2 separate regions of the Homo sapiens genome follow, and region 1 is linked to region 2. The links are chromatin contacts, found by Hi-C or POLR2A ChIA-PET in ENCODE. All regions are on one chromosome and are shown on one strand. Each heading gives the region's core, a stretch centred on a gene start or an enhancer-like site at or near the end of the contact. The rest is flanking DNA. Distances are from core to core; before and after follow the strand shown.

Region 1 (6,380 bases), core at 200-2,699, 190 kb after region 2:
GCTCATGCCTGTAATCCCAGCTCTTTGGGAGGCTTAGGCAGGCGGATCACTTGAGCTCAGGAGTTAGAGACCAGCCTGACCAACATGGTGAAACCCCGCCTCTACTAAAAATACAAAAATTAGCCAGGCATGGTGGTTCGTGCCTGTAACCCCAGCTACTCAGGAGGCTGAGGTGGGAGGATTACTTGAGCCCAGGAGGTGGAGGTTGCAGTGAGCTAAGATCAAGTCACTGCACTCCAGCCTGGGCAACAGAGCAAGACTCCATCTCAAAAAAAAAAAAAAAAAAAAAAGAGAGAGAGATATTCAGAATCATGAAATGACCTATCACCTTGACTGATGAAAACACAAAAAAGGAAAATGTGTCCAAGTGAGTTTGTAGAAGCATGACTGACCAGTGCCTAAACATGAGGAGACTTTAAATCTAGAAAGTGCCTTCATGTTCTGTGTTAGTAGGGAGCTCCAGCTCAGATTTCCACAAGTATTTTGCAAAAAGTAGATACTTTGCCAAAGACCAGATTTCCAAGGGCTAGATGTTAACAACACTTACAGATAAGCAGTGGGAGGATAAGGCCCTCATATTCACCAAAAGCAAGATATTTAAACACTGAACACCACCCTGATAACCAATTTCCTCTTTATCTTAGCTTTACCTCTGAGGAAAGCATCCAAGGAGAAATAGGTCAGAAACCATTCTATTATTACCATTGCCTTTCTGTGGTTCTTTTCCATCTTAACCAATGAGATCAGTGACTCTGCAGAAACAACTATGCCAGAAGGGGGTCAGTTTGAGGATATATACCTTAGATGCTGAAACAGGGAAATCTCAACCTGATATGCCACTTCCTACTGCTTTCATCACTTCCAACCCTGCCTCCCCCAGGCCGCAAAGCAAATACACATGGCAGGAATAGAACTAAACTTGTCCAGTCACATCCGGTGAGAAGACTGGGGGAAGGCAGGCAAGAAGACAAGGCCACTGGAACGCATGAGGAACCTAGAAATGGGACACAGTGTGAGTCGGGCAGGAATCAGAAACAAGGATAGACACTGCCTACTTAGTCTGCAGAAGGCCCTCCTGGTGAAAAAGAAGCAGTTAGAAAACAATAACCCTGGCCAAAGTGAATCAAACTGGACACAGCCCCAGCAAGGCAAGGGAAAGCCCCTGTTGAGAGACAGGACTAGCTGGATTTCCTAGGCAGACTAAGAATCCCTAAGCCTAGCTGGGAAGGTGACCACGTCCACCTTTAAAGATGGGGCTTGCAACTTAGCTCACACCCGAGCCATCAGAGAGCTCACTAAAATGCTAATTAGGCAAAAACAGGAGGTAAAGAAATAGCTAATCATCTATCGCCTAAGAGCACAGCGGGAGGGACAATGATCGGGATATAAACCCAGGCATTCCAGCCGGCAACGGCTACCCTCTTTGGGTCCCCTCCCTTTGTATGGGAGCTCTGTCTTCACTCTATTAAATCTTGCAACTGCACTTTCTTTTGGTCTGTGTTTGTTACGGCTCGAGCTGAGCTTTCGCTCGCCGTCCACCACTGCTGTTTGCCACTGTTACAGACCTGTGGCTGACTTCCACAGGGTGGATCCAGCAGGGTGTCTGCTGTACTCCTGATCCAGCTAGGCGCCCACTGCTGCTCCCGATAGGGCTACAGGCTTGCCATCGTTCCTGCATGGCTAAGTGCCCGGGTTCGTCCTAATCGAGCTGAACACTAGTCAGTCACTGGGTTCCACAGTTCTCTTCCGTGACCCACGGCTTCTAATAGAGCTATAACACTCACCGCATGGCCCAAGATTCCATTCCTTGGAATCCGTGAGGCCAAGAACCCCAGGTCAGAGAACATGAGGCTTGCCACCATCTTGGAAGTGGCCCGCCGCCATTTTGGAAGTGGCCTGCCACCATCTTGGGAGCTCTGGGAGCAAGGACGACCCGGTAACACTGTCATGTAGCTGGATTCTGTCATGATTAGCTAACAAAGGGTTAGGCTCTCTTTCAGTGATCCCCGTTTCCTCTTCTCCACTCACACTACTCTAGATCTAGTCCCTCATTATCTTGTGAGAGTCTCTCAAACATCTCACTTATGCTACCTGAAACCTTATTTTAGTTATTTATGAATCTACCTACCTTCCATACCAGACTATATACTCTTTCAAAGCCATCTTTGAATCCCCTTTGAGGTCAGCCAAGTTCCTGGCCCATAGTTTGTGGGCAGCACATATATGTTGATTTTATTTAAGACTGAGATAAGGTAAGGCAAGGAAAAGAGGTGAGAAAAATTGGCAACATTCCACAGGCTTAGCTCAGGATTTTCCATGAAGCCATACCAGAGTTTGAGGCCACCAAGCAGGGTTGAGATGGGGCATGAATCAGAGGCTTAAAGAAGAGAGACTCATGAAGTAGTAGGTAAAGAAAAAGTAAATAATGATGTAGAAACTGGTAGGAGAAGGAAAAAGAAGAGCCTGAGATTTGAGGTATTGGGATTAAAGAAAAAACCTAGGGAGGGAGAAATGAGAAAATAAACCTAAACTACATAAAATGTAAACACACATCAAAGATTTGTGACAATTCAAATGAACCACTTGACAAAAAATCAGGATGAGAATAAAATGAAGACGGACTAAATTTTATAATAGCTAAAATCTGAGAAAATAATGCTAGCACAGATTTAACCTGCATAATAGCTTGCAAGGAAAATAAAAGACATCTGTCCTTCCACAATACAATTTAATGAGGCCTGCCTGGCAGCAATGAGGTAATTTTGACAGAGTCTAAAAGAAGAGCACTAGAAAGGCACGTTCAAGGGACATGCTGGCACTGGAACATGCCAGAGAGAGGCACCAAGCAGTGTTGGCTCACCCAGCACTGCCCTTGCACCTCCTTGGGGGTTACACCCAGCCTTGCATGTTTAAGGAGGCACCAGCCATCTTTTTTTTTTCTTTTTCTTTTTTTTTTTCTGAGATGGAGTCTCGCTCTGTTGCCCAGGCTGGAGTGCAGTGGCACAATCTCTGCTCACTGCTACCTTTGCCTCCCAGGTTCAAGCGATTCTCCTGCCTCAGCCTCCCAAGTAGCCGAGATTACAGGCATGCACCACAACACCTGGCTAATTTTTATATTATTAGTAGAGACGGGGCTTCGCCATGTTGGCCAGGCTGGTCTTGAACCCCTGACCTCAGGTGATCTGCCCACCTCGGCCTCTCAAAGTGCTAGGATTAAAGGCATGAGTCACCGCACCTGGCCCACCAGTCATCTTTCTTTTGGTATCTTACCATGATGACAACACTGAAGAGGCCCTTGATTGATGCAGATGACTCACTGGAAGTTTTGCTAACTTGTGTTTTGTCTGTCAAGGAACACTGAGGGTGTGGGCACCAAAAGCAGTTGCTTCTGATGCCCCAGACACTTTTGGGAACAAAACTAACAGCATTAACAGAGTAAACTGACCAGCCCTCAAAACCCAAAGAATTTGACCCATATGATCTTCTCTCTTCTCCCCCTAACTCCCATATACATTATTTGCTTTATAGCACATGTGCACATCTTTATTAGCTTCTGTATTAAATCATGAGCAGCTTGGCAATTCAGAATCGGCCATGGCTCACTTTCGATAGCCCATTGTGAATGTTTGCAAAAATGAGTGCTTTATGTCACAATTCAATCAAGCATATTACAAAAACTAAGTGCTCCTCTGGGCTTTGAACTAAAGCAGGGAAGAAATCCTGAAACGTCACCAGTACCCCCTCCTCTGAAATCTGACATTAATGCGGATGTTACACATGATTACTAAGTAATTCATATAGTCTTTAGAGCATGTTTTTGGTATAAAAAATTCAGGAACTACTATTCTAAAAGCACATGATGAGCTCCCCAGAAAAAAGGAAACAAAAATTATTAAAGAAACTAGGAAATCTAGAAAATTGCCCCCCTTAGTAATGGTGTATTTTGTATTTTTTAAATTTGTTATGAAATATGTCATACAAGAGGATGTGTGTGTGTGTGTCTGCATGTGTGTGTATACATAAATAATTTGTTGAATGAAAGAATGACGTAATGAACTTCCATATGCCCACCACTTAGGTTCATAAGTAGAACACTACTTACGCTATTGAAGGCCCTTGATGGAATATATTCTTAAACATTTCATCCTGCTCCCCACCAATTTTCACTTGCCACTTCTATTCTCCAGTCACAGAAAACTATGGGTTTGCTATACCCTGAACAAGCCATGCTGTTTCACACTTGTAAGCCTTTGCTGTAGCTGTTTCCTCCATCTGAAACACAATCTCTTCCCTCTTCAGCAGCAAGCTCCTATTTATTCCTCAATTCTGTGTTCAAGTGCCACCTCCTCTAACAGGCTTTTCCTGACTTCTTCTCCTCATTTGGCTCTCCATTCTCAACATCTCTATTACCTTATACGATCTTCTGCTAGAATCCTTATCCCACTAAATGATGACTTTGGGTGCCTATCTTTAAAGACTGTGAGCTCCTTGCAAGGAGAGCTGTATCTTTTTCAACTTTGTCTATTCAGCAGGGACTGCCCATAATAATTTTTCAAAAAACTTTTGTTATATGAGTGTTCTTAGCTTCCAAGAGGGTGGACAAAAAGAATTATCGGTCTTACCAAACACTCCCAAAATCTTCTGAAAGGCTCTGTAATTTCCAGAAACAGAGAATATGCATGATGCATTAGACAGTTATGTAAGAAATATTTGTGTGACAGAAGGAAAAAGAGCTAGGCATGTGGGGAGCAGAGAAGTAATGAGAAATCCTTTTCTCTCCTCCCACCCCCGACAAACCCACAACTCTTCCCTTCATGTTCATGTGTTTAGAGTGGAAGCTACCCCAAACCTCCAGAACAGAGATTCAGTCCCCACCCAAACCCTACCACAAATTCCTTCCTCAGAAGGAAAAGAAATGCTGGCGCCACCACCTCCACCAGCCATCTCCTGGAGCAGCAAGGAGGGGGACAGATGGGAAGAAAGGAAAGCCAGAGGGTCTAGATCAGGGCAAGGGGTCACAGTAAAATGGGTGTAAGAGAAAAAAGGGGTGTGGAGTGCTGAACACATGGTGCATTCTGGGTAGAGTCGAGAAGTGAAGAGCAGAAGTGTCCTGTACCTCACTGCAGCGTCACAGAAATGCTGCCGAGGAGCTGAATGACAACCAACTCTGCTTGACAGGACTTAGCAAAGGCTTATAAGGAACCAGAGCTAACATTTATTGAGCACCTTTTGTGTGCCAGTAGAGGCCCAGGTATTTTACATGTATAATTTCATTCAAATAATCACAATAACTAACCCCAGTACTAACCCATTTTAACAGCTATTGAGGCTTAAACCTTAAACATGATAGAGATGAAGTTCCAAGTCTACTCTAGGAGCCATACATTCTTTCTACTCCACTATGCCCACCCATTGTTAAAACAGTTTTTTTCTTTTTTTTTTTTTTTGAGATAGAGTCTTGCTCTGTTGCCCAGGCTGGAGTGCAGTGGCACGATCTCGGCTCACTGCAACCTCCACCTCCCAGGTTCGAGCGATTCTCTTCCCTCAGCCTCCCAAGTAGCTGGGACTACAATACAAGTGCATGCCACCAATCCTGGCTAATTTTTAGTAAAGAAAGGGTTTCACCGTGTTAGCCAGGACGGTCTCGATCTCCTGACCTTGTGATCCGCCTGCCTTGGCCTCCCAAAGTGCTGGGATTACAGGCGTGAGCCACCGTGCCTGGCCAAAACAGTAGATTTTATTATGAAGGAATTCCCCTCCTCCACCCCCAAATTGTTCTTGGTATCATAATGAAAACAGCTATTAAACTGGCCCATGTCATCTGGTGAAACTTAAGAATGTCTCATCTAAGACAACATGTCAAAGCCATGCCAATCAGCTTGCCATCCATCCTGCAGTGTTCCAATGAGCTCTGACAAGAGAATGAAGGCTCTACCAAAAATGAGGTTAGTCAATAACAGCAAAAAAACAATCTGAGGATGCTGAAGACTAAAATTTTAATGAATGAGCTCAGGTTCATGAACTTCTATAAATGAACAAAATCATAGGGTTGACTTAAAATTTTTATTTTTTTGCTGACTCTGCAAGTTACCTTGCATATACTGTGAAATGTACCTGGTTTAAAAGTAAATCACGCTTCACTTTGGGAGGCTGAGGCGGGTAGATCACGAGGTTAGGAGTTCGAGACCAGCCTGGCCAACATGGAGAAACCCCGTCTCTACTAAAAACACAAAAATTAGCTGGGCATGGTGGTGGGTGCCTGTAATCCTAGCTACTCGGGAGGCTGAGGCAGAACTGTTTGAACCAGGGAAGCAGAGGTTGCAGTGAGCTGAGACTGGGCCACTGCACTTTAGCCTGGGCGACAGGGCAAGACTCCATCT
Region 2 (7,322 bases), core at 56-2,555:
CACTTAGTGAACTGCTCTCAATTAGAGGCTTTTTATTTATTTATTTATTTATTTATTTATTTATTTATTTTTGAGATGGAGTCTGGCTCTTCCACCCAGGCTGGAGTGTGATGACGCGATCTTGGCTCACTGCAACCTCTGCCTCCTGGGTTCAAGCGATTCTCCTGCCTCAGTCTCCTAAGTAGCTGGGATTACAAGTGCCTGCTACCATGCCTGACTAATTTTTGTATTTTTAGTAGAGACGGGGTTTCACCATGTTGGCCAGGCTGGCCTCCAACTCCTAACCTCAGGTGATCCACCCACCTTGGCCTCCCCAAAGTGCTGGGGTTACAGGCAAGAGCCACTGCGCCTGGCCTTAGAGGCTTTTAAAAAAGCAACTTTAGGCATTAATTTATCCTTGATCTTAATCTTTAGGGCACTTTAAAAATTATTATTAATTGACAAATAACAATTATATATATTTGTGGGGTATTTGATGTGATATTTTAATGGATACATCAAAGTCTCTTTAGAAGAACAAAACTTTAAAAAGAAATGGTCACACAATGACTTTAGAATGAAGAATTTTATTTCTATAAAATAGGCAGTATTTTATTTCTTCCCAAAGAAATCTAAAGGTTCAGGAAAAAATAGTGTGGGTTCCATTACACGAACATGACCTTTATTCACGGGTGAATGGGAAAAGACTGGCACCTGAATAGAGAGTCCTCCCCTTCCCCTGCCTCAGGAAAATAGTTTTTCTTATTTTACTTCCTAATTAACTCACTCCTTGAAATAAGGGCATACCTCCTTGTACTAAGCTAGTTGCGAAATTTGATCTTGATACATGTGATTTTTTTTTTTTTGAGATGGAAACCCCATCTCTACTAAAAATACAAAAATTGGCCGGGCGCAGTGGCTCATGCCTGTAATCCCAGCACTTTGGGAGGCCGAGGCAGGCGGATCACGAGGTCAGGAGATCCAGACCATCCTGGCTAACATGGTGAAACCCCGTCTCTACCAAAAATACAAAAAATTAGCTGGGCATGGTGGTGTGCGCCTATAATTCCAGCTACTCCGGAGGCTGGAACAGGAGAATCACTTGAACTCAGGAAGCGGAGGTTGCAGTGAGCCGAGATGGCACCACTGCACTCCAGCCTGGGTGATAGAGCAAGACTCCGTCTCAAAAAAAAAAAAAATCCTTTAACCCCGAAACCTTATTAATCCTCACTTTGGGATTATTTGTTCTTGTGGCCCCATGAGAGACACTGCCAGGCTGGCCTACTTCAGAGTTTCCCAGAGGGAAATGGTAAGAAGAAAACTCTAGAAAGCTCTTCTGGTGAATCATACGATGTTGATTTTTCTTGATGACTCACAAGAATCAGGATGTAAAAGAAAACTCAATTCTTATTAGTCACCGACAACTTGAGTGGAGTCACTTGCTGTTTTCATGCATGTTTCTACATACACTTTGGGACAGCCTCCATGCTGGAAGTCAGGTAAAAGAGGTGGTGCAGCTCCCCAAGCGTGGTCTACACAGGCTGAGGGCAAAAGGCCCAGTGGGCCCTCTGGGGTCCCTGCTGTGGATGCTGTCCCAGCATTAATATCCATCCAACCAACTGGATAAACATCAGGACTTCACAAGCACACTTCAAAAAAACTGCTTTGCAAAATGCTCATCTGTTACTACTTAAAAGCTGAAAAAAACAATTATTCTTAAAAGTTACCAAACATTCTTCATCCAGTAACTCCAGAATTCCCATTTTTGCTTCAATCAGGTCAATAACTGGTTGATTGTCATAAAAATCTATCAGCGTCCAAGGTATATCTTCCTTCATGTATTCTTCTTGTTCCAGTTTGAAGACATGCTGGGAATCCAAAGTTAATACAGAAAGTAAAACAGAATATTAAAATACGTTTCCAAAGAGCAGGATGTAAGCATTTGGAAAATGTAAATGGTTGATCTGTAATATTTATGTTTAAAAAGAAGGACCCTGAAGTATAGACAAGGCCCATACCGTGATCAATACCGCCGAGTTCCTAAAGCGAGTCTAGCTGTCATCCTCCCACCTAGTCTGAGTGGGTCTCTACCTCCTAGGACATGGCTTGGGCCAGCCTGTGTCACCACCAGCACCACATGGTACTCAGTGTGGTCCTACAGCCCCTTCCTGCTAGCAGCTATCCAAGGACAGATCCAGCCTCTTTGGCCTAATGCAGCCTGGCTGGGTGGAGCCAGCTACCTGAGAATGCTAGCTGCGGGGCCGGTGGGAGAAGCCCACTGCTTAGAGATCTTCGTGCACTACTCACTTGGGCTGTAAGGGTATCAGGGAGGCTTCCCAGAGGATGTACTCAGGCTTACCATGGAGGATGAAAGAAAGTTTGGCTGGCAGGTGGTGAGGTGGGGTAGGGTGGGGTGGGGTGGGGCATCAAGAAAACCCTCCTATGGAGGAATCCCAGTGGGAACCACATGAAAGCTCAATGGGTGCTTGAGAAACGCACCTCAAGCAGGTTAGAAATTACAGGAGGACAGCAGCAATGTGGTGGCAAAGAATGGTACAGTCAAATCACCTGAGACCTTCACACCCTCCTTAGAGAATTCTGGGCCTATGGCCTTTTTCTAGGAGCAGTGAGGACCCGCTGGAGGGCGGAGGGGTTATGATGAGACCTGGAGGATGGCTCAGAGGAGGGAAGAACCGGAGGCAGTGAGACCAATGAGGACTCAGCCCGATGCTCTTGATGGCTGGGACTCAGGGAGGAGGAAGAGGAGCGAAGAGGTCAGGATGAATGTCAGGCTCAGGACATGGGGTCCATGGCGTGACTTGACCACAGAAAGTCACGTGGAGGGTAAGCGGGCTGAGAGGAGAAGGTGGCACCGGCACTTCTACACTTGCTACTGCTGAGCTCCCTGGGGGCATCAGGTGCAAGGCCCAGTGGCAGCCAGAAGAGGGGGACTGGAGATCAGGAGAGTCCTACCCAAAGCTTTCTGTGCTGACAATTGAAGATACTACCCCTCCTGGGAGGATCTACACATTGATGGATGACTCAGAAAAAGGAGAAGAGGAAAAAGGAAGAGAAGGAGGAGGAAGTGGAAGAGGAAGAAGAACAGGAGAGGAGAACAAAAGCAAAAAAAAAAAAATAGAATTACAGCCTCTGATTTGTGATTTTTGGCAAGACATCTGGTATAAGTGTCACTTTGAGGTTAAGGTGGACATGTTGGGGAGCAGCACGCCATTGCAGCCAGGGAACAGGGTAGCAGCCACAGAGAGTTTGACTTCAGGTGAGTTATACTGAATATGCACTTGGAATAAACCTCAGCTGTAGTTATTAATGTTAAACTTCCAGGAGAGCCTTGCAAATGCTAAAGAAATGAAATTTACAATGGAATGAAATTTAATGGTTATACATGAATTAATTCTGGGCCAAAAAAAAAAAAAGAAACTTCTACTGAGTAGGATTCAATGTTAGGTCTTCTCACAATATTAGACAGTTATTATTGACTCTTTTTAAATTGATACATAATAGTTGTACATAGTTTTGTGGTACATGTGATATTCTGACACATACATACAATGTGTAATGATGACTCATTTTTAAAACAAGGAAACAGAGGCTCAGAGAACCCAAGGTCCCAGAGGGAGGTGGTAGAGCTGAGATTCAAACCCAATTTAGTTTGAGCCAAAGCCCACACTCTCCAAGACGTCATGCTATGTTTTCCTCAGGGGTTCTGAGGGAGCATAAGACTGGACACTAACAAAGGTATAACCTTTCCTTGGAGTAACTGTTAGGGTATTAAAGTGTGATTTCTATTATGAACTGGAATCACCATTCTTCCCATAAACATGTAGCCAAAGTTTAGAATGTAAGCTAAAGGGAAAATGTGAGTTAGTAAAGCATTTTAGCTTTCATGGCTTTTCAGAAACAGAGCCAAATATAAATGTTAAGGAGGCAATTATAAAAAAAATATGAGAGTAGTTTCATGGTAGGGCCAATGTAGAAAGATGTTCAATCAACTTTTAATTTCATTGACTTCTGTTAGGAGCAGAAAGGCGTCAGTACTGTTGGGAATTCAAAAGTGAATTCAATAAAGTTCTTGCATCTAGGGAACTGATTTAAGAGGTTGAAATTGTATTCAATACACATAGCAATAATAAATGCCCAAACAGCCACAAGTAGCATTTACTCAACATTTTTTAAATTGTTTTATTCATCTTTCTACCTCAGCACTTAACTTGGTACCTGGTATACACAGTATACACTCAAAAACGTCTTTTGAATAAACAAATCTTCCCAGTGGAAAAAAAAAATTGGAATCCATCTCCTGTCTGTTTCCATGGGATGATACATTTGATCTTATTGTTAGTTAGGAAGGTACCATATATGTCTTGTTCTAAATTAAGGTTGGAGAAACTCATTCCCATAATCCATTGGCCATCTGCTGTTTAGTGCTGCATGTGCCGAGATAAGCACTGGGCTGAGAGAGACAAAGAATGCCAGTCCTGGCCTCTCCAGGTGACCAAGTCTATTTGGAAACTTGCATGCAAATGATGATAATTCCATGTGACAGGCCTGCGATAAGGAAGCACATAGGAAGAGGCCAGGAGGTATCGCAGGAGGCTCTCAGGGAAGCTGGATCTCAAAACACAAGCTGGAGTTGGCCACGTGAAGATAAAGCAATGGGGAAATAACAGGAGCACGTGGGTTAAGGCAGAGAAAGCAGCAAGTGCAAAGACAGAGAGGCTCGAAAGAAAGTGGAGGCCTCAGGCAACCAACTAAATAGTTTTGTCTGGCTGCACAGAGGGTCTGTATCCAAGAAGGGCAGTGAGGCTCACACATTGGCAGGTGATTCAAAAAAGATGAAATAGATGAGAGGGTGTGATTTCAAGATTTGGCCACAAGGTGGTGCAGTGACCCAGCGTGAGGCTCCTTGCATAAAAATTTGCAACCTCAAGAAAGAAGAATGCCTCTTTCCACGAACACACACACACACACACACACACACGCGCGCGCGCGCGGCTGAGAACTAGTCAAGAAGGCAGAAAGGTCACCTACCATGTTAAACTGTTGTTGCAGTTTTTCATTAGCGTAATTGATGCAAAATTGTTCAAAGCTGTTCACATCAAAGGTTTCAAAACTGAAATACAATTTAAACAAGTTAAAATATAACCTGAAGCAAGACATATGCATTTGTTTATAGATATTTTTTGACACTTAAAAGCTTAAACGTTTGCTATGTCTTCTACAAGTTTTAAATACCCCTCAAAGCTTCTGGTTTTAATGATATCCTAGTAGTCAGTTTATAAATAACCCTTTTCCTGGTTGTCCCCCGGAAGAAATCTGGTAGGTATAAAACACCTACCTCAAGCCAGGCATTAAAATAAGCATGTCACCATATGGTGTAGTCCGCACAACAACAGTGATATTGGCAATTATTATTCTGACTTTATAGGTCAGAAAATAAGCCCGAGAGGTTAAGAAACTTGCCAAAGGTCACACAGCTTGTGTCAGAACTTAGCTGCGAAGCTGCCTGACTGTGATGCCTGTGCCTCCAATGAGAAGGCAATGTGGTTTCCTATTCTCTCCTTGTCTGTTGAGGGGAGGAGCAGCACAACTGCAGCACAATTTTGCCTCCCTAAGGGGTGCTTTCATAGCTCCTAGAGGAAAAGGGCAAAGTCATTTCATATCCTACAGCCCAGCACACCCCATCAGGGACGAGACAGACATGGCTGGCTTCCATATTCAGACTTTCATCAGCTGCCTCTGCAGTTGCCTTGGAGTTGCAAGCTCAAGAACTGAGAGGAGCCCTTGGGGAGGCAGCTGCTACTCAGCTCCTGCCGGATGTAGCCATGGATGAATGCGGCCCAGGATGTTAGATTAATTGATTCTTAAGAAAAGTCAGAAAACTGGGACTTTTAAGTGAATAATCCCACTCTGCAAAACGTGGGCCGAACAAAACAGAGGCACCAAATTTACCACCTGGCCAGATGAGCTCCTGCTGGAAGGCAGCTTGCTGAGCACTTTTAAGGTGTCAGCATTTATGCACGTCACCTCCTATAACCCTAACACAGCCCTATGTGAAGGGCTCCTGTGACTCCACTGTCACACACGAGGGTCAGAGAAGGAGTGACCATGGTGAGGACCAACAGCCAGCAAGTGGTGCCAGAAATGCAATTCGACCCCAGTGCTTGGTGCCTCCAAAGCTTTGTTCTTAATCGCTCTAATCCTGAGAGGTTCCTGCCGGCTCCTATCACAGGTCCCCTGGGAGTCTCACTTGACTGAGCTGGTTTGGCTCAATCTGGAATTCCTGGGCAGGGTAAGAACCTGGACTGTCCTCTAGACAGCTCCAGGGTGATTCATAGCAGCTCTGACAGCCCCATTCCACACGCAGCCTTGGTGGCTCAGAGATTCGGAGGCTGGTCTGCTCATGGAAGCAAGGCCAGGGCTGGGCCTGGGGGAAGATTAAAAAGGGTCTCACTGAGCTCTGCAGCTCACAGCTGGGGCCAAGGGCAGGGCTTTCTAGAACCTGGCAAAATGTCAAACATCAATGCATTATTTTGGGGCACAAAAATCTGAAGTTTAGGACCCATGGAAAGACCTAGATCTGTGACTTAAAATGCTAGAGGCACATTGGCTATGAAAACACTTCACACTGGAACCATGCTTATGGTTTTCAAGGTACCTGCATAATTTCTTCCATCATATGTTCAAAATCACCCTGCAAGAGAGGCCCCATCTTGTAGATGCAGAAACTAAGGCTTGGAGAGGTTCTGTGACTTTCTTGAGGTCACGTAACTGGTATGCTACGGAGCTCATTCCCAGGGGTCTGACCCCCAGACCCAGGTTTTTCCAACTCTGGGTCCAAAGAACATAAATACACGACAGGCTGGGGAGTCACCAGCCTTCATTCACTCTCAGCTTAGACCTTGAAGCTCACAGCTTCAGCTTTACTGGCTTTCAAAGATGCTAAGTCTTCCTTTGAGGCTTCCTTATTTCCAAGTCAAAAAGAGCTTTCTCAAAAGTTGCAGGTATGCCTAGGCGAGGGTTAGCCTAGAAGCGAGGCTGCTGGAGGGGGCGGGAAAGGCTTGGCCCCAGGCTGCAGCCCTGCTGCCTAGAGGAAAGCTGATTTTTTTGGAGGCGTATCATGAACTCAAGGGTGGCAGCAAACAGGCTATTGTTAGAATTTTTGAGAGGAATCTTAAAATAATTTACTCTAACAAGTCTTTGTGTATTTATAAATACTCTTGTCTCAGGTTTTTCCACATAGCTGAAAAATTCAAATTCCTTATTACAGTGGTTCTGGATCCTGCCTGGGGGCCACCGTCCAGCTCACTACTCCTTGCACATGG

The links. Hi-C counts contacts between places; a loop is a spot of excess contacts on that map. ChIA-PET counts read pairs that join two places held with the same protein, here RNA polymerase II (POLR2A). Pooled maps may share reads with other maps.
Region 1: a loop to region 2 is called in a map of Panc1, with 2.2 times the contacts of the local background. The contact joins two enhancer-like sites. A Hi-C loop is called at or near these places in 1 of 168 maps with a recorded cell type or tissue (Panc1) and 1 of 50 pooled maps. POLR2A ChIA-PET finds 5 or more read pairs at or near these places in 3 of 52 experiments (A549, activated CD8-positive, alpha-beta memory T cell and activated naive CD4-positive, alpha-beta T cell).

What each region holds. Positions count from the first base shown.
Region 1 is chr15:52,437,327-52,443,706 of GRCh38, forward strand. All of the region lies in intron 1 of MYO5A (myosin VA), which reads right to left. Among named protein-coding and RNA genes, the nearest start is that of MYO5A, 88 kb to the right of the region's middle. Within about 2 kb of position 1,450, at least 7 of the 41 ENCODE cell types and tissues checked have a DNase peak (open chromatin) inside an H3K27ac peak, as active enhancers do.
Region 2 is chr15:52,251,611-52,258,932 of GRCh38, forward strand. It overlaps MYO5C (myosin VC), which reads right to left. Exons shown (of 41, transcript NM_018728.4): 11 at 5,029-5,110; 12 at 1,707-1,847. Among named protein-coding and RNA genes, the nearest start is that of MIR1266, 22 kb to the right of the region's middle. RefSeq lists an enhancer at 5,707-6,283. Within about 2 kb of position 1,306, at least 7 of the 41 ENCODE cell types and tissues checked have a DNase peak (open chromatin) inside an H3K27ac peak, as active enhancers do.